Linked DNA regions of Mus musculus: all the other regions are linked to region 4. Evidence: chromatin loops called from intact Hi-C (ENCODE). Cell type or tissue: heart. All regions are shown on one strand. Region 1 overlaps Asap3 (ArfGAP with SH3 domain, ankyrin repeat and PH domain 3). Region 2 has its middle 5.1 kb from the start of Cnr2. Region 3 has its middle 16 kb from the start of Rpl11. Region 4 has its middle 12 kb from the start of E2f2. Region 5 holds the start of Lypla2 (lysophospholipase 2). Region 6 overlaps Hmgcl (3-hydroxy-3-methylglutaryl-Coenzyme A lyase).

The links. Hi-C counts contacts between places; a loop is a spot of excess contacts. Peaks named below come from ENCODE experiments on the same cell type or tissue, not always from the same donor. Only the 100,000 strongest peaks of a DNase experiment are listed, where the experiment ranks them.
Region 1: a loop joins it to region 4, with 2.3 times the contacts of the local background. A loop is called at or near these places in 4 of 42 quality-filtered maps.
Region 2: it touches region 4 in a loop (2.2-fold over the local background); 2 of 42 quality-filtered maps call a loop at or near these places.
Region 3: it touches region 4 in a loop (5-fold over the local background); 41 of 42 quality-filtered maps call a loop at or near these places.
Region 5: it touches region 4 in a loop (2.1-fold over the local background); 7 of 42 quality-filtered maps call a loop at or near these places.
Region 6: it touches region 4 in a loop (2.2-fold over the local background); 9 of 42 quality-filtered maps call a loop at or near these places.

Annotation. Positions count from the first base shown.
Region 1 is chr4:136,237,859-136,241,858 of GRCm38, reverse strand. Asap3 (ArfGAP with SH3 domain, ankyrin repeat and PH domain 3) reads right to left here. Exons shown (of 25, transcript NM_001008232.2): 13 at 3,635-3,683; 14 at 3,340-3,527; 15 at 3,127-3,260; 16 at 2,873-2,967; 17 at 2,501-2,678; 18 at 1,656-1,741; 19 at 1,393-1,508; 20 at 786-853; 21 at 594-704; 22 at 291-486. Among named protein-coding and RNA genes, the nearest start is that of Tcea3, 8.1 kb to the left of the region's middle. In heart, a CTCF peak has its summit at 2,040; DNase peaks (open chromatin) are centred at 2,038 and 2,548; H3K4me3 peaks cover 881 bases; H3K27me3 peaks cover 4,000 bases.
Region 2 is chr4:135,888,112-135,892,111 of GRCm38, reverse strand. No RefSeq gene overlaps it. Among named protein-coding and RNA genes, the nearest start is that of Cnr2, 5.1 kb to the left of the region's middle. In heart, a CTCF peak has its summit at 2,040 (motif pointing left); a DNase peak (open chromatin) is centred at 2,001; H3K27ac peaks cover 248 bases.
Region 3 is chr4:136,067,815-136,071,814 of GRCm38, reverse strand. No RefSeq gene overlaps it. Among named protein-coding and RNA genes, the nearest start is that of Rpl11, 16 kb to the right of the region's middle. In heart, a CTCF peak has its summit at 1,699 (motif pointing left); DNase peaks (open chromatin) are centred at 264 and 1,724; H3K4me3 peaks cover 342 bases; H3K27ac peaks cover 1,965 bases.
Region 4 is chr4:136,158,110-136,162,109 of GRCm38, reverse strand. No RefSeq gene overlaps it. Among named protein-coding and RNA genes, the nearest start is that of E2f2, 12 kb to the left of the region's middle. In heart, CTCF peaks have their summits at 1,786 (motif pointing right) and 3,397 (motif pointing right); a DNase peak (open chromatin) is centred at 1,859; H3K27ac peaks cover 922 bases.
Region 5 is chr4:135,970,926-135,974,925 of GRCm38, reverse strand. It overlaps Lypla2 (lysophospholipase 2), which reads left to right and starts at 2,332. Exons shown (of 10, transcript NM_011942.1): 1 at 2,332-2,408; 2 at 3,961-4,000. The coding sequence starts at 3,989. In heart, a CTCF peak has its summit at 2,131; DNase peaks (open chromatin) are centred at 1,395 and 2,285; H3K4me3 peaks cover 1,964 bases; H3K27ac peaks cover 2,943 bases.
Region 6 is chr4:135,958,885-135,962,884 of GRCm38, reverse strand. It overlaps Hmgcl (3-hydroxy-3-methylglutaryl-Coenzyme A lyase), which reads right to left. Exons shown (of 9, transcript NM_008254.3): 7 at 2,720-2,908; 8 at 1,977-2,102; 9 at 217-776. The coding sequence ends at 675. Among named protein-coding and RNA genes, the nearest start is that of Gale, 2.8 kb to the left of the region's middle. In heart, CTCF peaks have their summits at 1,746 and 1,952 (motif pointing right); DNase peaks (open chromatin) are centred at 504, 2,014 and 3,405; H3K4me3 peaks cover 304 bases; H3K27ac peaks cover 625 bases.

The DNA of each region.
Region 1 (4,000 bases), 80 kb before region 4:
CAGAAGCTTAAAAAGTCACTGAACATCTCCATTTCCTGAAGGAAGGGACAGCAACCCTAAGGGAACTTTGATGGCAGGATGGTCTTGCCACCCTTCGCTCTGCTGTTCTCAGGGTCTCAAGGAACCCAAGCTGGCCTTGAACTCCTGACCCTCCAACCACCTGCTGAGAGCTGAGATTACAGGCACGGGCTGCCACCCTTAGCTCTGCCATGCACACACAGCTCAGTGCCCCACATAGCGGTCTCTCAGTGAACGGCTTCATCATGATACTTCTGGGAAGCCAACTGTACCTCCACTGCAATGTCCGGCTCGCCCGAGGACTATGGTCCGAGAAGAGTTTTTGATGGGCAGGGGTGGGGGACTGTCCTCACTTTGGCTCTGAGTGGTGGCTGGTCCCGGGGTGGCAACGGTCTCATAGGTCTTGTTGCTGATGTCCAGCCTCACACTACCCCAGCAGGCCTGCGCTGGGGGCTTCGAGGGGCAGTGCTGCGGAGACAGGGCCACTTTGGTTTCCACAGTCAGCCTTCCTCTTCCCACAGCAGGCCCAATATGGCTCCTGTCTGGTACAATCGAGGGGGAGGGGCTGACCCTACCTTTTCTTCCTCCTCCTCCTCCTCACTGTCAAAGCCGTGTTCCATGGAATGTCCCCAGTGGTAGTCCATATGCAGAGGGAAAGCAAGCGTCCCCGCTTGTGCCTGCTCCAGCTGCCAAGAACAAAGGCTTGCGTGTCAGAGGGCCGGCAGGCTGAGGAAGGGTTAGAGGGCAGCCTCTCCGGTCAGACTCACCAGCTCTTCACATTCCTTGTGCTGTCTGTTTCTGGCTATGTCCAGGGCTGTCTCTCCAGCATCATTTACTGTGAAGGGCAAGTCCAGACCATGGTCAGATCAAGGGGACGCTGCAGCTTAGAGATTAATATGGGCCTTGGAATCAGATTGGCTGAGTATGAAAACTGGTTCTCTGACTTCCTGTATGGTCTTAGGTGGTCTGCTTAGTACCGCTGGGTCTTAACTGTCTCATTTAAATGAATAGGATACATGAAACTCTCTCTCCAGGCTGTGAGGATTGGCTGATTAACAGTATATAGATCACTTATCATGGGACCAGATACATGCTATCTAGTAAGCAGGCAACAGTTACATCACTAGAACCCAGATTCAACTAGAATTTGCTTTGTTCCCTGTACACTAGCAGGCTTACTAGCTCTGTGAAACTCCCATTTTATAGATGAGGAAGCTGAGACCCACTGAATGACAACCCCGGAGTAGGGCAGAAGCAAGCCAGGGGGAGTATGCCTGCATAAGGTGTGCTTGCTGTCAATGCTCTGGTCTGTGAGGGCAGAAGGCCCCATCCGCAGTGGTCAGAAAGGAGTCTGGAGGAGGTGTAGCGACGCACCTGCCCCCACGGGAGCCCTTCCTCTTAGCAGCAGTTTGAGACAGTCTAGCTGGCCGTGGAGCGCCGCGCAGTGCAGGGCGGTGTTTCCATCTGCAGCTTTGGCATCCAAGTGGCCACTAGGAGGAGGGGGTTGCAGGGAGGTTCCAGGAGGGAAACAGGCAGGCAAGGAGTAGGGGTGGGGGATCCCCAGTCCCAGGGAAAGAGAGAGGTGGGGCAAGGAGGGAGTCGGGATCAGCGAGGGTTGATGGCAGGCAGGCTCTCACCCATTCTGGATGAGGAAGTCCACTATCGGCAGGGAAGCATGGCTGGCGACTCTGATGGCCAAGTGCAGGGCGAGCTCTCCTGGTGCCTGGACACACACATGGCTGAGTTTCCCCTGCCACCTGCCCTCTTGATCCCTTGTTGCCCCAACATCTCTGTATATGATGTCATCAGGATGAGATGTCTGGATAGACCCTCACATTAGGGAAGCGTGGGAAGGCCCAAGCAGTCTTTTTATGGCTTCCTTCAGTGGTTCCCAAATCTTAATCTGGCCGGCCCTCCCCTTTTCTCCCACTTCCTCACTGAGGTCTCTCTGGCCTCCTGTTCCCTAGCTTGCTGTGCTGCCCACATCACCCAAGTGCTCAATCAAGTGCTATTCCCCCACTGCCCACTGGGGGGCCTGTGACGGTTTCAGTTGTACAATTCAGAGCCATCACAGTCTCCTTCAGTGCTGGCGACAATGCAGAGCCTCATAGGCAAGCTCCCGACCCTTAATCACCGGGCTACATCCCAGGCCAGTGACAGCCAGCTGTTTTGTTTTTAAAAGATTGCCTTCGTTTGTGTGAGCCTCCATGCGGGTACTGGGAACTGAATGTCAGTCCTCTGAAGAGCAGCCAGTGCTTTCAGCTGCGGAGGCCACTCTCCAGTCTCATAAACATTAAATGTTTGATCAGTCACAGGAATCCTACTGATGAAATCCTTCCTTCCTATCTCATGAACGTATCACCAAAATCTAGTGGCTTTCATGACTCTAATCAAACCTGGCCTTCCCAGCTTCCAAGGCTAACCCATTTTACAGACAAGGAAATAGGACTCCTCAGAAGCCCCCTGGGGGAGGGGCTCTCACCTGCCCATCAGGCCCTGGCAGCAGCTGTCCGAAGTCCTGCCCATTGGCAAAGGCCTCCAGGACGGAGAGGAGGTCCCGGCTGCAGATGGCTGTCCGTAGCTTCTGGGGATCTGGTGTGGAATGGCGTGCGAACTTGTGTTCTACATACTTGGCTACAATGTAGTTCCTGCGGCTGCTCCTAGGGAGACAACAGACAATCACCGGACCTCAGAAAATGTTCTACATAGTAACTTCTGGAACCACTCTCCAGGTGAGTCTGGTGTCCTGCTAACTTCAGAGGGCTCCCTTCTCCCCAGCCTTCTGACACCAGATCCCTCTCAGACCCTGGATACTGGGGAGCTAGCAAACCCCAACTTCTGAAACCATCCGTACATGTCACTCTCAGCAGAGGGTTTAGGGCTGCCGTGGGAGGGCAGGTGGGCCTCCATGACTTCATTGAAGTGGGAGTTTCCGATGTTCAAAGCCAGCTGGAGGCACAGCACAGCAGGAGCGGGAGTCAGCGAGTAAAATCACACGTTAGGACAAGGACATAGCTCCTGGCAAGGTTCACCCTTCAAAGTTTAGTCCCTCCCTACAGTTCCCTAAGCCCCGCCTCCAGGCCCCCTAACATTCTCTCCCGCTCTCACCAGCAGCTCCGAGGGGCCCAGGAGGTCCAAGGTGAGCGATTGAATGCGGGAGAAGCGCACGCCCAGCTCCCGGTGGACACCGGAGCACTGGATGCAGGTGAGCACGCCCAGGTTGGTGCTGAGCCACGTGGGGTCTGCAGAGGGGAGTGGTTGGAGCCTCCATCCCAGAGTCCCGGTCTCCAGGCCTCCCACCAAAGCTTCCCCACCGCTGACCTGCAGCCCCACAGTCGCAGCAACGGTCATTCCCTGGCCTGCTCTTCACCTCAGCGACAAGCATGTTGGTTAGGTCGTGGGGCTCCGTATCCAGTCGGGTGCCCCAAGACCACTGGCCGCCACTGGGCTCCCCGTGAAAGGCATTGCTCAGGGCTTCGTCCTTGCTATTCTGCAGCACTGACACCCATCTGTGCGGATGGAATGGGCGGGTTGGGGACAGGAGACTGGGTGTGGATGAGTTCCCGGGCCCCATGCGCTGCCCATCCCCCACTGCTGGCCCAGAACGGGTACTCACGCCTCACACTCCTGCTCGTCCTCTGCATGGAAGTGGTAAGTGCGGTTGTCTGTCGGGGAGAGAAAAGGACGTCAAGCCCACAGATAGTTCAGGCCTTCCCCAGGACAAACATCTGTGTGCCCCGGAGATCAGGCCCTCCTAAGTGAGCGTTACCATCTTCATATGTCATCTCCAACATAGGACCCCCCCACACACACAAGGCCCTCTGTATGATCCAGGCTCAGTGCACAGCACACACCCCCAGATCAAGCACAGCATGGCTCTCACCTCCAGACTCACCACTCTCTCACTCTCTCATTTCCCTGGTTCCTTCCTTTCTCCCTTCACCTAGCCCTACCAGCTCCCAGGCTCTCATGTCTACGGCTC
Region 2 (4,000 bases), 270 kb after region 4:
ATCGTGAGTTGGATCCCAGACATTGGACAGTTGGAGATTGACTTTTGCTTTTGATTGTGACTGTGCCCTGATATTTTCCCTCTTGAAGGAAGAAACTGTTTTAGTGGAGCCCACAGTTAAGAGACTATTAATTGTAAAAAGACTTTGAATTTTAAAAGAGATGGATATTTTAAAGAGATTGAAATTTTAAGAATATGTAAAGAATCTCTGAATCTCTGAAACTGGAGTTAGAGGTGGTTGTAGGCTGTCATGTGGGTGCTGGGAACCCAACTTAGGTCCTCTGAAAGCGCAGCAAGCTCTCTTAACTGCTGAGGCATCTCTCCGCCCCTCTGCTACTCCATCACCACCTCCTGGGCTCTCTCTGGTGTGATAAGTCACTTCCTTCATCTGGTCTCAATTTCCCCATTCCTGGAATGAGGAAGTTGGAGAGAAAAGGTACCTTTAAAACCTCCACACACATCTGAATCACCCAGGGACCTGACAAACAGATTGCTGGCCCTGACTCTGACTCTGACTCTGATTTCTGGCTGGAGGTGGGAGGATTGGGTCAAGAATCTGTGGAGAGAGGCTAGGTACGGCAACCCCAGGAGGTCCGGACTTCTCTGTCCTTAGGAAGCAGGTAAATGGAGGAAAGTTGGTTTATATCTCAAATGGTCAAGTGCTGGGCAGCCAGAATCAGTTCCCATGGAGACTGTCTTTCATAACAGATTTCTTCTGGGGGGAATAGCAGGATTTGTAGGGTTTTTTTGTTTTTTGTTTTCCCATCAGGAAACCCTCCACCAAGAATGGGTGGAATCAATCATCTTTGTGGCCCAGGCCCTCCTCCAATGGCTGGTGGATGAGGAAGGTAAATGTCTGTCCTGAGAGGTAGACAACTATGGAAGGAAGCCATCAAGCTGTGAAGAGCAGCTCATGCAGGAGAAGATGGTGTCTGGCCAAACAAGGACTGCTCTGTGTCCTCACAGATGAATGAGGCCATGCTGGGAATTCCTTCTGCAGGATCTGGCCTGACTGATATGCAGTTCTATAAATGTACATGTTTGTCACCTTATATTTTTGTATAGTTTACTAGAGTATTAATATAGTTTTTGGTTTTGGTTTTGGTTTTTCAAGACAAGGTTTCTCTGTATAGCCCTGGCAGTCCTGGAACTCACGTTGTAGACCAGGCTGGCCTCGAACTCAGAAATCCACCTGCCTCTGTCTCCTGAGTGCTGGGATTAAAGGCGTGAGCCACCACGGTTTAATATAGTTTTAAAAAGTAAATGTTTTTAGGTCGCAAAACTTGATTCTTTATCTTTATATGATTATACCCAAAATCTTTAATTTTTTTGTTAAAAGATTTATTTATTTATTATATGTAAGTACACCATAGCTGTCTTCAGACACCCCAGAAGAGATTCAGTTATCATTACAGATGGTTATGAGCCACCATGTGGTTGCTGGGATTTGAACTCAGGGCCTTCGGAAGAGCAGTTGGTGCTCTTAACCACTGAGTCATCTCTCCAGCCCACCCAAAATGTTTAATCTGGAAGAGATAAAGACCTTGTATTTAGTACTGGAAAAGAAGAAGGAGGAGGAGGAGGAGGAGGAGGGGAGAAGAGGAAGAAGAAGGGGAGGAGGAAGGAAGAAGAAGAAGAAGGGGAGGAGGAAGGAAGAAGAAGAAGGGGAGGAGGAGGAGGAGGAGGAAGAAGAAGAAGAAGAAGAAGAAGAAGAAGAAGAAGAAGAAGAAGAAGAAGAAGAAAGAAAGAAAGAAAGAAGAGAGAGAGAGAGAGAGAGAGAGAGAGAGAGAGAGAGAGAGAAAGAAAGAAAGAAAGAAAGAAAGAAAGAAAGAAAGAATCTACATTCCTAGCCAGCTCCTAAGTGAGGCCCTGCTGCGGGCCTTGAGCCCACCTCAGGTCACGTGGTCAATAAGGGCATCCCAGCATCTCCCCTTTGTATCCTGTCCACCTGGCTGGGTCCACTCAGAACACAAGTCCTCCCACTCCTATTACAGTGGATCACCCTGAGGGCTTCGTACTGTGACGTGCTGCCATCTACTGGCTGTGGCTGAGCTGTTTAGGCCCCAAGGGGTGTGGAAGGAGAGAATTGGCTTTGTTCAGCTGTTGTTCTCTGATCTCTACATACACACACTTGCACAAGAATAAGAAATCTTCTGATGCAAAAAACAAAGAAAGAAATAAAAAAAAAGTAAGTGGTAGAGAGAAGTGTGAATACAAGATAAATGCATGTGTCTCATGAATATTCTCTTTGACCAGACTTCAGTTCAGGGTCCTCGTATTTTCAGCTAAGCTTTGGCCTTGGCTCTGCCCTACTCTATCGAGTATTAGCAGAGAGCACTACAGGAAGACTCCATGGTGCACACTTGTCATGACAGTCCTGGGGTGGTTGAGGCTGGAGGATAGCCTTGAGTGGGCCCCTGTCTCAAACAAAGAAAGAAGCCTGGTTGTTCCTCCCATGGAGTTCCTCACACTCTCTGGAGTTCTTTCTTACATCTTCTCAATACAATTAACTCTACTTAAAACCAAACAAAAACAATCGAACAAATCCTGTGGTCCAGCATGGTGGCACACGGCTTTAGGCTTTCATCCCAGCACTCAGGAGGCAGAGGCAGGCAGATCTCTGTGAGTTCGAGGCCAGCCTGGTCTACAGAGCGAGTCCAGGATAGCAAAAGGCTACACAGAGAAACCCTGTCTTGAAAAACAACAACAACATCTTACTAAGTCATGGTCTCCTAGACATTTGACCTTTGACATTTGACCTTTGACATTTGAAACTCCTTAGCTTTCACCTCGGAGGTGAAAACTCCTGGCCTGCCATTAAGCCAGAGTCAACTGACCTTGGTGTCTTCCCTTTTTAACTGCATCTACAGACCCCTTGTTGAGCTTCTAGGACCAAAGCCTTCCTTTGGCCCTTATTGTATCTAAGGGTTGAGTCTATTTCTCTCCTCTTGCAATGGTATTCAAGGAGAGGTCACCACAGCCCAGTGCACTGGCCCCTGCCTAAGTCTCTAGAGGCTGAGGCAGGACAGGGTCAGTGCCAGGACCCAAGAGAGAGAGTTCACCGAGTAAAGACCCTTGGTGTACATACCTGGTGATCTGAGAGAGGGAAAGAGAGGGGGGAGCGGGGGAGAGAACCATCCGGAGGGCTGGACTGGGTGGGGCATACATTTAATCTACTCAGGAAATGGAGATACACCGATCTTTGTGTTCTAGGCCAGCATGACCTACAATAGTGAGTTCCAGGAAGAGGCGGCCATGGAAGAAAGCCACGTCAAACAAAGTACAGGTCCTACTCAAGTGTTAAGGGAACTGGGTGAGAGGGAGGAGATCCTTGCTACCATTTGCTGGGGCACAGGTTCTGGGTAGGAGCCACTCTGTGCGTGTTGAGCTGGCTGGAGAAGTTCTGGAGAGGCCTAGCTCGGGCTTCCTGGAACGGGAAATGGATGGGATCACCACGTCGTTCTCCGTTCTCCATTGCAGGCTTAGGAGACACACACCTTCCCTCTGCCGTCCCCTGCTTACACGCTTACACGCGTCACGGTGAACCCTCCACGCAGGCAAGCTCGCCCTGGATTTCTGTCCGTGCGCACGCACGTCTGCACTGGTCGGTGCTAGCAGAGGAGCCTGCTCAGGCTCTTCATCCTCTCTGCTGAGCTCTGGTACCCTGTCCTCCGGCCCCATTTGTCAGTCCAGCCAGAATCCTCCTTCCCCCTGGTGTTTCTTTCATGGTTCAGCTTTCTCCCACGGCCTCCTCTTCCTGGAACTCACTATTGTAGGTCATGCTGGCCTAGAACACAAAGATCGGCCTAGCTCCATCTCCTGATCAGATTAAAGTTATGCCCCACCCAGTCCATCCCTCCGGACGTTTCCCTCTCCCTCCCCCTCCCCCTCCCTCTCTGTGTTGTGGAGGTCAGGGGACAGCTCTTTGGAGGTGTTTCTAGAAATGGGCTCACTGCTTTTCCTGTCTTGGCAATCTTTTCCTGATGCCATACATTCCCTGC
Region 3 (4,000 bases), 90 kb after region 4:
CCACTAGCATGTGTCGTGGGGGCCACAGGGTACACAAGAACAGGACACTGTCAGCCTCTCTCTCTCAGGCAGCGTTTGAAGGAGGTAGGGGACTGATATCCTTTAGCCCTCCGCCCCCGTGCGTCATGTGACTGGGAAGCAAGAAGAGGGTTGAGAAGGCACAGTGTGGTGACACACATCACATATTGAAGGTCAAATGAAAGCAGATTTAGCAGTCTTGTGGAGCCACTTCCCTGGATCTTGTGAAGTGGGTCAGAGCGCCCCTGGTGGACATACATGGAATGACAGTCTGCCCACCTGATGGTAGTGCTTTATAGCGCTGGATGCTTGCTAGGCTTGAGTTCTGCGCTGCACCAAGCTTGTGCCTTCATCTTCACGTAATGCTCAGACCTTTCACCCTGCGCTCCGTGTTGTTGTCATGGTCACTTTACAGGCCAGGGAACTGAGGCAGAGAGAGGGAAGGTGGTGGATCCAGCCAGGCTGAACTCTCACCTGCCTATCAACCAGAGCGTCACGCCCCTCCTTCGCTTGCATACGGGAAGGCTGGCTAAGTAAAGGAGGGGATTGGCCGGGACTGAAGCCTAAGAGCCACTGATCTCAGCTGCGGGGAGGACCTGGATCTCATTGCAGCAGAGCAGAGAGCACATTCTTAGGAGGAGGGGGATGAGGTCACAGGTGTTATCTTGAGAGGAGAAGGGGAAGAGAAAAACCAGTGGGGGAAGGGCGGGGGTGGGGAGAGACCATAATATGTGTGTATTTGGAGGGACGACAAGACAGGAGGATAAGGCCAGGGCAGCAGGCTCTAGGCGGTCCCTAGCTAGATTCACTCAGCAAACCTTTGGTCGGGTCCTGATAGAGCACTCAGGAGAAGATGGAACCACGTTGTGGAGAGGCCGGAGATGGGAAAGGAAGGAAGGGACCGGAAAGACCCTGGTTGGTGATGAGTGTGGTGAGCCCATGAGGGTGGCCAAGCACTGGGCTCCAGGAGCAGCTGAATAAAAGTTCTGTGGCTAGCCTCAAACTGCCCGTGTAGCCCAGGCTAACCTTGGCCTGCTCTGCTACCCCCACCTTCCCCAGTGCTAGGATTACCCGGTGTGTGCCACCACACCCAGCCTGAAATAAAAGGATTTTGGTCAACCAAATCTTGAGCCCAGCTTGGTAAACTTACTGAAAATCATGTAATTGCATGCTTAGAATAAGCAAGTGTGTTCTATAAGTTCTACTTTGTTATCTTTTTCTTTTTTTCTCTGTTTTTTTAATGCAACGGGAGGCGAGGAGACATGGAGTCTAAATGTTTTAGAGGCTATGATTCCAGAAAGGGCGAACATTCCAGATGGAGAGTGAGGGAGAAACCAGGCACCTGGCTGGAGGAGCCTGGCCTCACTGTTGGGCTGTGGTGAATCTGAACTGAGCAGACTCTTGTGCCAGAAGACTGTCTGCCTCAACCTCTAAATTTGGAGCAAATATCCCTCTCAGGGCCAGCCTCACTTCCCACACGGGGAATGTGAGACTCAGAGGGGTCAAGCAGACTACCCAGTCTCACGAGCATTAAAGGACAGAGGCGGAGAATGAGGTGCAGTCCAGGGCTGTCGCTCCAGAGCTTGGGCTCTCTGACTTCCTTGCTGCAGCAAACGAACAAGTCCTTGTAGAGGTTCCCGTGCGAACCCCGCGCTGGCGCTTCGCTGGTGCCTCCTGCTGGCGGAAACGTGGAGTTGGCAGGAGGAGGGAAGCGCTGACTTCTAGACGTGGCTCCCCTGGCAGTTTCCTCCCTTCCAGCATTGCCCAGAGGCTTGTAGTCAGGACCAGTTGTCTAGCTGTCATCTTTCCAACGCGGAGATCGAGGGACTTCTCAAAAATGACCCAGACGAGTAGAGAAAGACCCAGGTTTCCTGGGACCACCAAGTCAATCCCAGGGAGTTTGTTATGCTGCCCAGGGTCCCTCTCAAACTGTGTGTGTGTGTGTGTGTGTGTGTGTGTGTGTGTGTGTGTGTGTATGAATATACATGTGTAGATAGATAGATAGATAGATAGGATCCTTTGGAGCTGAAAGACATTACTGATGTGGGTGTCTTCAGTTCCACAGATCAAACCCAAGGCTTTGTGCATGCTAGGCAAACATTCCGTCACCAGGTTCTTTGTGTTGTGGGGGATTTCTTCAGGCTCCTCTTTCTGACTTCATACTGTTCTTTTATAGCCAGAGTAACCAAATCTCAGCGTCATGACAGGGTGTGACCTTTCTGGCTCACAGAACCAACCCAACCCCAAACTCTCCCTTCATGGTCTAAGCTGATACCAACAAGCCCAGCCTTATCTCATCTCTCCATGTTGTTTCATACTGGCTACTCGGCAGCTGTGTGTCCTTGCCGAAGTCCTTCAATCTCTCTGTGCTTCCACTCTGTCATCTCTGAAGTGAAATAAGCACCATCTACTTACCATGCCTGGGTGTGCAGGGTGGACAAGGGCCTGGGTGTGCAGGCTGGACAAGGGCCTGGGTGTGCAGGGTAGACAAGGGCCTGAGTGTGCAGGTTAGACAAGGGCCTGGGTGTGCAGGGTGGACAAGGGCCTGAGTGTGCAGGTTAGACAAGGGCCTGGGTGTGCAGGCTGGACAAGGGCCTGAGTGTGCAGGCTGGACAGGGGCCTGGGTGTGCAGGGTAGACAAGGGCCTGGGTGTGCAGGCTGGACAAGAGCCTGGGTGTGCAGGGTAGACAAGGGCCTGGGTGTGCAGGGTAGACAAGGCGAGGAGGACCCTAGGTACAATGCCTGGCACTAGGACACATTAGTATCTTGTGTGTGTGTGCATGTGTGTGCATATGCATACATATATGCACATGTATATAGTTTATATGTGTTTACATGTTTGTGTGTGCATGTATATGCATTGTGTGCATATGCATGCATGCATGCATGTGTGTGTGTGGTGTATGCATGTGTGGGGTATATGTGTGTGTGCCTATGTGTGTGTGCCTGTGCATGCGTGCATACATGTGTGTATATAGTGTATGTGTGTGTATGCATGTGGGTGCCTGTGTGTATGTGTGTGTCTTTGCTTAACTCTCACCTTTTTTCCCAACTAAAAACAAAACAGGAAGCAACAGGCCAACAGCTTGCTTTAATAGTTTGGGGTGTGGCTGGGCAGTAACTCACTTGCTCCTCATGTGCAAGGCCCTGGATTCCGTCTCTAGCAACAAAAACTAAAACACAATAAGGCAAAATAATGAGTAATCACGCGAGTCAGGACCCACTGGAGGAAAGCAAGAAATGACCTGGAGTTCACTAGAAAAGTTATAGTAGATAGTTAATAGGAAAACCACTGGAGGGTCTGGACACACAGCTCAGCATGTAAGGCTTCCTTCCACCAAGCCTGGCATTGAGGTCCATCCCCTGGACCTACACGGTGGAAAGAGAAAACCCACTTCCAAAAACTGTCCTCTGACCTCTACACACATGCACAGCATGCATGTGTCCAGAAACACATGTATACCGCACATGAATAAGTGTAAAAAGAAATTTTTAAAAGATTAATAGAAAATAGTAGACAAATTAATAAGGGATTGTTTATTAATAGCCTAATGCCTGAGGAGGCCAAAAGAGGACAAGGAATCCTCCAGGAACTGGAGTTAGAGATTGTTGTGAACCACCATGTAAGTGATGGGAACCGAGCCTAGGTCCTCTGGAAGAAAACCAAGTGCCCTTAACCACTGAGCCTTTAATTAAAAGCACTGACTGCTCTTCCAAAGGACCTGGGTTCGATTCCCAGCATCCACGTGACAGCTCATAACTGTGAAACTTGAGTCTGGCACCTTCATACAGACATACATGCATACATGTAGGCAAAACACTAATGCACATAAAAATAAATCAATCTTTTTTTAAACCCTCTTATTTTATTGTTATTATTATTATTATTATTATTATTATTATTATTATTATTATTATTATTATTATTTTAGACAGGGTTTCTCTGTGTAACCCTGGCTGTCCTGGAACTCACTCTGTAGAC
Region 4 (4,000 bases):
AAGAGCACTAGTTGCTCTTCCAGAGGTCCTGAGTTCAATTCCCAGCAACCACATGGTGGCTCACAACCATCTGTAATGAGATCTATCGCCCTCTTCTGGTGTGTCTGAAGACAGCTACAGTGTATTCATATACATAAAATAAATACATCTTAAGGAAAAAAAAAAAAAAAGAAAAAACACCGGATGTGGTGACGCACGCCTTCAATCCCAGCACGCGGGAGGCAGAGGCAGGTGGATTTCTGAGTTTGAGGCCAGCCTGGTCTACAAAGTGAGTTCCAGGACAGCCAGGGCTATACAGAGAAACCCTGTCTCAAAAAACCAACTAAACAAACAACCCCCCCCACACACACACACACATACACAAACCCAGCTGTGCCTTATGCTTCAGAGCAATAGAAGTAAAACTTTGGAGTCGATGTGGAGTCCACATGAAGGTGAGTGGTGGAGTCCCGGCCTGGCACACACAACGCCCTGGAGTAGTGTCACCTGGAGTAGCGTCACCTGGAGTAGCGTCAAGCGCTGGCCCAGTCTGAGCAGATCCTTGATCTCAGCCTCCAACAAAACCAAGGTGGCCCCAGTTGCCATTGACTTTAGGCAAAGGGCTTGGAAAGAATCAGGGTGTGGGAGTTGGAGAGATGGCTCGGGACCTCTCATCTTCCGGAGGTCCTGAGTTCAATCCCCAGCAACTACATGGTGACTCACAACCATCTACAGTGTGATCTAGATCCGATGCCCTCTCTGGCGTGTACGTGTCCATGCAGATAAACACATATACATAAAATAAATAAATCTTAAAAAAAAAAAAAACGAAACAAAGAGCAGGGCATGGTGGCATATGCCTTTAATCCCAGTACTCAGGAGGCAGAGGCAGGCAGATTTCTGAGTTCAAGGCCAGCCTGGTCTACAGAGTGAGTTCCAGGACAGCCAGGGTGAAACAGAAAAACCCTGTCTCAAAAAACAAAAAACAAAACAAAACAAAACAAAAACAACAACAACAACAACAAACAAAAAAAGAAAGAAAAAGAAAACGAAAAAACAGGTGTGATGATCAGTACACAGATTTACTCCCAGCCGTGGGGAGGCAAGTTCTCTGTGAGTTCCAGAACAGACAGACAGCCTTTGGGATCTCACTGGTGTTGGGTGGTGATGGCTAAGGCCCATCCCCAGAAACTGACAATGACCCCGGTTCACACCATCCTGCTGTATCTTCGCTGGACACCAGTTCCATAGTGTGGCTGTTTACGTGCTCTGCCTGCCTCGTTAGATTAAAGATGCTCCCTGTCCAGCTCCACGCCTCCTGTCAGGCTTCGTCTTCACAAGGGGAAGGGGGAGTAGATGTTAGCCCCTTGATAGAAATAGTTTCGGGCCACTGACCCAGTCTCTGGAGCGTCGTGTCTGGGGGAAAATACTGAGTCAGGGCCCTGGAAGGGCCATGTGTCACCTCGGAGGCTGACATTCTCCTGCATTTCCTTCTCCAAGGCCCCGGGAGAAAGAACCTTAGCGTCTACCTTAGTTTTTCCCTCTAACCCACTTCCCCTCCTACAGCAGGCAGGTCACGGCAGGGGCCAGTATTTTGAGTTAATACTGTTTAGGTTGACACTCTTAACTGCCTGGTTTTTTTCCCTCTTTGAATATTCTCTGGAAGCCTCCGCTTAAGCCTTCATAAGTAGGATAAGAATTCCCACCCCAAAGGGTGAGCGAGCCTAAGATCTAAGAGGCACGGGCATCAGAAACAGTAGTTACATAACCAGGAAGACATTTCTCTCTCCAGTGCAGCAGCTGACAGTTGCACCAACGGGCCACAAGAGGGCAGTCACACACCGGAAACCTATGCTATCACAGTTAATATGTTGGATTCTATTGAGCCTTTTCTCTCTGCCAGTTGACCCTGGGATCAAGGGCATTTCTCATCACCTTGGAACCTTAAGCTGACCCAGAAGGCTTGAAACTTAAGGCCTAAGCAGTATCAGTTCTGCTGGGGGAGGGGACTGGAGGGGGATCCAGCTGTGTCCCATTTGGAGGTGGCAGTGGGGAGGGGGGTTTGGCAATTACTAACAGTTCCCCTCCCGCAGGGGGCTGGGACACAGCTGCAGGGTGTAGGGGGGTGACTGGGAGGGCTTTGGAATTGTCTCCCTAGGGGTTTCCATGGCTACAGATTGATGGAAGCAGCCCACTAGGCTAGGTCCTTTATCTATATTGTCTCCCGGGGAGACAATGGGCCTTGGGGGTTGCTGGGCTGTATGTATAGATCATAGCTGCAGCCTGGCCTTGTGTGCCCTCTCTGTGAGCCCCCTGACCCCTAGCTGCTGTGGCTAAAGGAGGTGGGTAAGGGGGGCAGTCTTTGTAGTCAGCCTTGCCTTGGGGTACCACACTGGTGCACCAGGGACTCAGTCAGTTCATAGGGCCATGGGAGTTAGACCTAAGGGTCCCTAACAGTAAGACCTAGAGGCCTCCAGGGACTAAATAAAAGGCATGCACCGGAGAGGCAGAGGCTAGCTTTGATAAGCTCACAAGCTGTTCCCTCCCTCATAGTGTGACTGGGTGACTTATTTTACCTACCCGAGTCTCAGCAACCTTAACACATGAGGACCACACCCATTTTATTAAACTGCTGTAGAAGATGTCAGGCCTACAGACAGGAAGGAGCGCAGAGTGAGTCCAGGAGTTCAGAGAGGTTGGAGCATGCCTTGGGAAAGAGCATTGGCCAAGAACCCTCTCTCCGGTGCCCATCTGTGACATGGGGACTTAGAAAGCTGTAAGGGGTGAAACGTATGAGCTTATACAAAGTTCTTAGAAGACTAAGGGTGTAGTTTTGTCTTAGAGCTGTTGCTTAGAGCATACAGGGTATTACTTTGATACCAGACATCAGATTAAATAGCAATAACTTTTTTTTCTGTGTGTGTCCCTGTGTCCATCTGTCTATCTGTCCTGTCCATCTGTGTGTGTATTCATGTGTATATGTATGTGTATCTGTGTATCTGTGTGTCTGTGCATGTGTGTGTGAATGTCTCTGTGTGTGCATGTCTGTATGTACATGTGTGTACATGTGTGTGTATGTGCATGTGTGTGCGTGAGTGTGTGTGTGTGTGTGTGTGTAAGTCAGTGGTTGACATTGAGCGTCTTTCTCAGTTACCATCCACCTTTTTAAAAATTATTTATTTATTTTATGTATATGTGTATACTAGTTGTCTTAAAACACACCAAAAGAAGGCATCAGATCTCATTACAGATGGTTGTGAGCCACCATGTGGTTGCTGGGAATTGAACTCAGGACCTCTGGAAGATCAGTCTCTCCAGCCCCAACTTTTAGCTTTTTAAAATTTATTTGACTTCTATGAGTGTTTTGCCCTTCTGAATGCATGTGCACAACATGAATACCTGTTGCCGGCAGAGGTCAGAAGAGAGCATGGGGGTCCCCTGGAACTCAGCTCATTGGGAGCCACCATCTAGGCACTGGGAACAGAATCTCTGCAAGAGCAAATGCTCTTACCCGCGGAGCCATCTCCAGCCCACAGGTATTTATTTTGTGTTATTGTTGTTGTTGTTGTTTTCCGAGAGAAGGTTACTCATTGAATTGGAGCCTGCTGACTCTCGTCAGACTGGGTGACCGGCAAGCTTCAAAGATCTTTCTAGCTTTGGATAGAGCTCACCCAGAGCTGAGGCCACAAGGGTGCCGCCCTGGTATCTATACAACTTTCTCTCTCTCTCTCTCTCTCTCTCTCTCTCTCTCTCTCTCTCTCTCTCTCTCCATCTTTTTGTTTTGTTTTGTTTTTCGAGACAGGGTTTCTCTGTGTAGCCCTGGCTGTCCTGGAACTCACTTTGTAGACCAGGCTTGCCTTGAACTCAGAAATCTACCTGCCTCTGCCTCCTGAGTGCTGGGATTAAAGGCATGAACCACCACCGCCCGGCTTTTTTTTTTTTTTTTTTTTTAATTACATGTAAGTACACTGTAGCTGTCTTCAGACACACCAGAAGAGGGCTACAGATGTCATTACAGATG
Region 5 (4,000 bases), 190 kb after region 4:
TCCGGAGGATCCTGCCGCTTTCTCTCAATCTGGAGAAACGGGCTTTGGTTGTTAGGAATCGAGGTTCTGAGGTACACTAGAATGTGAACAGTGCTCTGTGCCCTCAGACTCGCTCCAACCTGCTTTTCAGAAAATCCTCCAGACTAGAAGGGCTGCTGGTGAGGGTGTAGCTCTGGGACAGTGCTTGCCTAGAATGTGTGTGGCCCTGGAATGGGTTTCTAGCATCCAGAGAAGGGGCTGGAGAGATGGCGCAGTGGTAAAGAGCACCGGTTGCTCTTCCAGAGGTCCTGAGTTCAAATCCCAGCAACCACATGGTGGCTCACAGCCATCTGTAATGAGATCTGATGCCCTCTTCTGGTGTGTCTGCAGACAGCAACAGTGTACTTAAATATAAATAAATCTAAGGCCCTGTGGGTAAAGTGTTTGCTGCTCAAGCCTGACAAGAATTCCCAGAATCAGGCTGAGAAGCCACAGGACACTGCACATGTCTGTGATCGCAGTGAGCTAGGCAGACAGGACATTGCCCTCAAGCCCTCGGGCCAGCTTGGCTGGAGTACACAATACAACAGCAAACCAGAGACTGCCTCAATAACCGAGTGCTGGGCGTGGTGGTCCACACCTTTATTCCTAGTCCTTGAGTGGCAGAGTTGGTACATCTCTGTATGCTGAAGGCCAGTCTGGTCTATGTAGCCAGCTCTGAGGACTGATGTCTTGAGTTCGTACTCTGACGTGTGCTCAAAACATGGATGCATGTCATTCACACGCAACACCCAACACATTACAATACTAGCTCATTTGTTCCACTAGCTCATTTGTAGCTCACAGGTAGCTCCTGGAACTGAGCCTGAAGATTGGAAGCGTCACTTGCCACTGTGGCTCATGTGAAGAAAGTACAGGGGCTGTATTCATCCACGGACCAACCCAGCAGGGTTCTGCAGGCACTGGGGCTGGTTAGCTGTGTTGCTTTCTTCTCGGTTTTTATTCCTCTTTCTTTTGTGATATCCGTTTCTAGGTCTTTGGCTTGCTGTGGTCCCTTGATCTCCATATTCTAAGCACCATCCCATGACCTGAATACAAGAACAAGCTGCTTCTCTGTCAGGAGGGAGGTGTTTTTGTTGATTGCCCAAGCTTGTATTGCTTTGGGTTCGCAGGGTGGGAAAAAAACAAAACCAAACAAAAAAACTAGTGTAGGTTAATCTGGAAGTCCTCTGCAGCTGAGGGGACCCCTGTGACTCATTTCCTGTTTTCTGGTCCCTAAAGGTTCTCTACAATTCAGTCCTTCAATTCAGCTTGTCTCTCAGCCTGGACTCCAAGTCCAATTTTCACTTTACCAGTGTGACTCAGTGGTGACCAAATGAAGCCCTTTTGTTCTTAGCTCACAGCTGGTGGCATTTTGTGCAGCCTGCAAGGCATCACTTGTCAAGGACAGTGCCGAGCCAACCCTGCCAGTGTGTCAGTATCCTGATACGGCCTACGGACTTTCCCAGGGTCCTTCTTCAAGTGGGTAAGGCCTCTCACACTGTGATTTTAGTGTTCAAAGCAAGTTTACGTGGCCTCCTTGAAGCTTAACAGCAAAGTGATGAAATAGCAGGTGGTTATTATCATTTTATAGCTGAGGAAGCCGGTCAGGAAAGAGAGATCACAGTGTAATCTTGAGGTCGATATATATTTACTTCCTTCCCCAAGCCTTAGCTTCCTCATCTTTAAAGATAAGAGTGGAGGACGGGGTGAACTCAGGTCTTTTCAGGTCAGGGTGTATAATGCTACAGCTTGAGAAACAGTATGGAGGGTAAACAAGAAGCAAGACGAATAAAGAGACAAATCTAAAGTACGACAGGAGACGTGTGGCTAAAAGCATTCACCAGTTTTGAGAGGGAAGCCAATCTCTGAGACTTCACAGAGTTCCACTAAAGTAACCATTTCACTACCTAAGCATACGATACTGCGCACTGGAGACCTAAGCAGTGAACTGTATCTTAATGAAACAAGACAGTGGGGAACATCCAAGACCACACCTGGAAGTGCACCCTGCTCCACGGGGATGGGAAGACGGCTAACTTTATGCTAAACAATACTGAGGAATGCCTCTCCTCCAGGACGCAGGTCCACCAGGAGGGCTTAGCTGGTAGGACATCTGGGAATCCAGTGCCATGTCCAGACGCTGTAGGTGGCAGCGTCGCATCACAGGGAGTGGTCCCACTGTGGGCAACATGGCAGCTTCTACCTGGAAAGCCGGACTCGCTTCCGGGTTCCGTACTGCTGGCCGGGCTACTTCCGGCAGCAGGATGGCTGGGTTCCCGGGACTGGAACGGAAGTTCCGGCGGGGGCGGCCGAGGGGGAAGAGTGTGTGCCTGTGCGGGAGAAAGGGGAGAATCGCCCGAACGGTCTCGGAAGCCACTGGGAGTGAGGTATCCAGGCGTTCGCTCAGCGAGGCTGCGAGGGTCCCGGGGTGGCGGTGGGGAGTGGCCGGAGGGCGCTGTCCAGTCCCGGGACGGCCGGGCCAGGGGCTGCGCGCGTGGCGGGAGAGCGGCTGCGCGCTGGGCAGTGGGAGACCCCATTGTGGGGCGGAGGCTTTCCAGGGTCAATGCCCCTTTGTGGGCAGGTGCGAGCCGTGGGGCAAGGCAGCAAATGCCACCGTAGGGATGTGATGACCCTGGCTCAGAACCCAAGTTCCCACTGTGGAGAATGGGAGACGACGGTCATCCTTTGGAGAGTGGGAGCCGGGTGGAGTGGGAGTCCCCAGAGCTTAGAAGGAAGGGGATCCTAGCTTAGGGTGTCAGGTGCATTCCCTGTGGAAAGAGGAACCCCAGAGTCAGAGGTGTGGAAAGATGCTATGTGATCATCCTACCGTGAGGAGGGGCAGTCAGGGTCAGAGCTGGAAGGTGGGAGCCAGCGGGAGGGCGGGGCGCCCTTAAGACACTTCAGAGGCAGGTAGCACAAGCTTCCGGAGTTTGGAGGATGCTAAGGATGGGGAGGGGCCAGGCAGCCTGATATTCTTTTGTGTTGGGAGTCCCAACACCTGTTCATTTGGGGACCCGTTTGGAGTCAGTGACAGCAGCAACAGCAGGTAGCCTTGTGGAACTGGGAAAGCTTAGAGCACCAGTTTTTGGTAGAAGATGGCAGAAAGGAGTTTGGCTCTCATGGGACATGGGTGGCTTCCAGAGGCCTCGGGAATTTCTTACTGAGCCAGACAGCTGAGAAGACTGGATAGGGGCTGGATAGGAGGGGAGGAGAGGGAAGATGGATAAGATGGGATGTGGGTGGGACTGAAAGCCTGTTTCCAGCGGTTTTCCTCCAGCTCTCTCTAGGGGCAGGACTCAGGGAAGGGGAATTCCAGGAAAGGGACACCTGAGACCTTGGAAAGATGCAGTTAGCCTTCGGAGACATAGGGGGAAGGCTACAGGGACCACCCTGCCTTCCCTTGCCCCTACACTTCCAACCCCTAAACCCAGTGCCAGCCCACCTGTACCATGCTTAGGCTTTGGGATTGGGTCAGAAACCAGGCGTGCCAGTTCTAGACCAAGTTCTCCTTCTCAGCCTTGGGATGGAGACTTCTTTCTTTCCTTTCTTCCTTCCTTCCTTTCTTTCTTTCTTTTTTTAATTATTTGGTTTTATGCACTTTGGTGTTGTGTCTGCATGTATGGCTGTATGAGGATGTCAGATCCCCTGGAACTGGAGTTACAGACAGTTGCGAGCTGCCATGTGGGTGCTGGGAATTGAACCCTGGTTCTCTGGAAGAGCAGCCAAGGCTCTTAACCGCTGAACCATCTCTCTCCGGTTCCCTGGGGCCAACTTTCTACCCCTCTGCCTGAGATTTCTTTCTGCCTTTACTTTCTCTCTGCTCAGAATCAAACCCCTGTTACTGCCCAAGGCTGAAGGCCTCCGGGCGGGCTTCTTAAACCAGGAAGGCTTCTCTCCCCTGGCTTTGCTTCTAATCTACGACTACCTTCTCTTGTGTAGGCCCAGCCTGCAGGAAGCCCTGCAGTGTATGTGTGGTAAC
Region 6 (4,000 bases), 200 kb after region 4:
CCCTGGGGTTCACTGGCCAGCCAGCCTAGTCTCCTTAGCTAGTTCCAGACCAGTAAGAGATCTATCTTCCTGATCTATCTTCCTGCTCTGGAAACAGGCACGTTCTCAGAAGCGAGTCCTAGGGTGTTCCCCACAGCAATGATTTCCAGTCAGTGGTCTGGGGGCTTGGGTGTGGCGATGGAAGAGATCCAAAGATGAACCAGCCACAAAACCTTCCCTCTTCCCTCAGAGCAATTTTACTCCTCCACCCATAAACACACGTTTGAATGTTATATTAGAAAATTAAACCTTTAATTACATAAGCTGTTTTCAAAAAAATCACACACAGAGTGGAGATTTCGTTGGCAGATGACCACAGATGCAGATCAACCCCCACCATTCCAGCAAATGCTCTGCTGGCATAAGGGGAAACTGCTCTCTGTCCTCAGAGGTAGAACAAAGGCCCTGCGGCGGTGGACATCAGCTCTGTTGGCAGGCAGACTCACCCAGGGCCATCCCAAGCAAGTGCTTAGGCACAGCTCTGGGGAGCTGGCCCAGGCCAGGCAGCTCTAGCCCTTATCATCAGGGACAGGGACCTCTGTGATGCCGGCTCATTTGCTCTCATTCCATCTCTTCATCCAGGAATCATTGTATACACCCAATTCCCTCCGTTCTGGTTCAGGCGAACGAGGGTCTCAGAGCTTGCAGGTGGCCTGTGCCACTTTGGAACTAGTTTTTCTGTTAAGGGCTTGACAGATGAAGTCCCCAGCTTCTAGAAGTTTCTGGAGGTTCACACCCTTGAAGAAGTAAGGAATAAAGTAAGGCAAACAGACCATAGACAGCTGTTGACATGGGAAGGGGAAGATGACAGCAAACAGGCCCCTCCTGCAACAGTTGTGACCACTGTCTGGGGCTGTCTCCAGCAGGCGGTTTGTGGAAGGGACCTTATTAGTGGTGTCCCATCTCCATGTTCAGGGTCCAGCCTGCCCCACAGGAACTGTGATGTCCATTCGTTGGCCTTTGTGTCTCTTTCCCTGTGCTGAGACTGTCCCCAGACCATTGCTAATGCTAGAGAAGGTCTCACCTACTAGACCACTCCCTCACCCAACTCGACTGTAACAGTAAGTCCAATCTGCTAGCCGGCCATTACTGAGTGCCAAGCACGCTACAGTTTCTTCTGATGCTACAGATTGGTCCAGGGTGTCTCCACTGACCTATGCTTCTGGCCATGCGTTTTCTTAATCCTGTGACAGTGGAGAGCACACGCACCGTTGTTACTCGGGTTTACAGAGATGAAATACTTGGAAGTCGAGCAGCCGGGGTGGAAGAGATCTGGGCTTTCAACCATCAGACCTCAAAGCTGAGATGTAGTGTGACCTCTGTGCCACCACCGAGGTCCCACAGAGTCCAGTGGAGCCCTGTGTGGCTAATTTCACAGTGTGCCCTTGTTCATAGAGAAAACAGTCTGGGGGAAGTGACTCACTGCAGGTCACAAAGCTGCCCCCTCTTAGGGCTCCTTCCACTTTCTGGGGGCCTCCTGCGACTGAAGTGTGGATGTCACCCTGGGATCTTGGCCTCCTATGCTCATGATCATATCCAAGCAGACCAACCTCTCTTCTGCCACGCTGCTTCCTCTCTGTTTCCTCTGCCGGAGACCTCTCTCTTCATTCCCTTTTTTGGTTGGCTCATTCTCACCCTTGGGGTCTTAATCTCCTCCCTCTAAGGCCACCAACAGAGCCTCTCCTGCTCAGGCCCTTGTCTACTGGTTATTAATACACACACCCCAGGCTGCTCTGTCAGGACTTCAAACCCCACAAGGGCTCCTACTCCAGATTGCTCACTCTCACCTCTCCTAGATAACTCTCAGAAACAGAAAGCTTCCACAAGCCCTGCTTAAGCTCCATCAACCCTAAGCATGCCGGGCACATCAGTCCATGGACTCTAGGTAAGCCCTGGGTAGTTGAGGGATGTCACCACCAGGGGGCAGGCTGGCTTACCGTGTGAATCCCTAAGCCATTCAGCATGTAGACCAGGTCCTCAGTAGCCAAGTTCCCTGATGCCCCTTTTGCATAGGGACAGCCTCCAAGTCCTGCCACAGAGGAGTCCACAACACTCACACCCATCTGGAAACATAAAGACGGTGAATGGCGGCTGTTGCCTGAGGAGCCGCCTCCTACACCTCCTGCCCCAATGTCAGAGGAACCCACTGAGGGTCAGAGCTTCTCTCCCTGGAACACAGTCTCCTCTGTGGCACTGCTCTCCCTGCTGGAGGACTTCCTCTACCCCTTTATGGTTGGCTCCTGACTCAATTTCACCCTTTGGGGCTCTCCTCAGAGAGGCTCGCTCCTCCGGGCCACCAGTCTAGCCCCTCCAGTCCCAGAGTGGTAGATCCTAGGTACAGCTCTTTTGGGGGGCTTTATTTTGAATAGTGTCAAAGAAATGAGAGGTTGGAGAATTCTCAGAAGGATTTGTAATGGGCCAGCAAGATGGCTCAGAGGGTAAAGGTGCTTGCCCCCAAACCCGATAACCTGAGGTTAATCCCCAGGCCTTACATGGTGGAAGGGAAGGACCAACTCTAAGTCTCTCAGTTATGTTCTGTGGGAAGCCATTCCCTTAACCTGTGTGTGCCGCCATCTGTGGCCTCATAGACATCTGCCTCAATACTTTATTAATAAATACGATGAAATGGTACTTCCCTGCCCCATGCCCTCTGGGAATATGGGCGCACGGCTTTCATTACCTGCAGGGCCACCAAGGTGTTGGCCAGAGCTTGACCATAGGTATCATGGCAGTGGACAGCCAATGCTGTCACAGGCACTTCATGCATGACAGCAGTCAGCATGTCTTTCATGAGTCCTGGGGTACCTACGCCGATGGTGTCCCCAAGGGAGATCTCATAGCAGCCCATCGAGTACAACTTCTTGGCAACCTGGAGAAGTAAGCAGATACTTAATAGAGGAGCCCAGAGCCACCAGCATGTGACACTGGGGCTCTGAAGCAGGGACTCTGCCCATCAGAGGCGCTGTGTTCCTCTTGGACTCTACCCCGACAGTTTCAGTGGAAGGGACCAGCATTACCCAGTGGCTGCAAGACTGCGCTCCAGAACCAGCCAGCACCTCCAGCAGCCCCAGCCTCAGCCCATTTCCTTCTTCCCCATGCTGACTGGAATCAGAAGCCCGTCCTCCAGAGGGAGGTGGATCTGTGATCTGTAGGTCTAAGGTACTAGTTTGATACTTCAGGAAACACAGGGACTATGTAACTCTTTGGAAGCTCATTTGCAATTGGCTGGCTCACTGCAAATCCTAAACTGCCAACTGCTCCCTCATCCCCATGCCTGGCCTGAATGACAAAGATGACCATCCTGATAAATGACCAGGTGATGTACCACCCTCCACCCCTGCCCATGTGCCTATCAGGTGACAGTAATGGCAGGGCCCTGAGCCCATGTTCCAGTCCGCACTCTGCTGTTCACTGGCTACCTGCTTTGGGAGGTATAGCTTCTGTGAGCTTCAATTTCTGCTTCTAGAGACTGGTGATGGGCTATAGGGAGGTAGCCATGGGGGTGGGGTGCACAGACCAGGGCACAGCAGCCACCCGCCATTCCTCTACCTGGATGCCACATGGTATTGGGGAGAAAGAAAAAGGATTCCATGGGACACAATGGGCTGAGACCCAATCTGCCATCTGTACCCAGGGTGGCGAGTGACTTACTTCCTCAACTATACATGGAAGAGCAGCATTAAGTCAGCAGCGGGGTTTTCTGGATGAAATGGCCCAGGTTCCTCACACTCAGTCCCTATGCTGGGTCTTCCTCCGTGGAGCCCGGGTTGCTAGTCAAGAGGATGAGTGCGCTCTCTAAGCTACTCCAGGGGAGCTGGGGTTCCTGGGGACTACCACACTGGAGATGACGCCTTAGCTGATGAGACTGGAAGCTGGGCTGGGGCTTTCAGGTGGGCTAGAGACCTGCCACGGAGGTAGCCTGTGGGGCAGCTGGGCTGGGCTCGCAGTATATGAGTGAGTG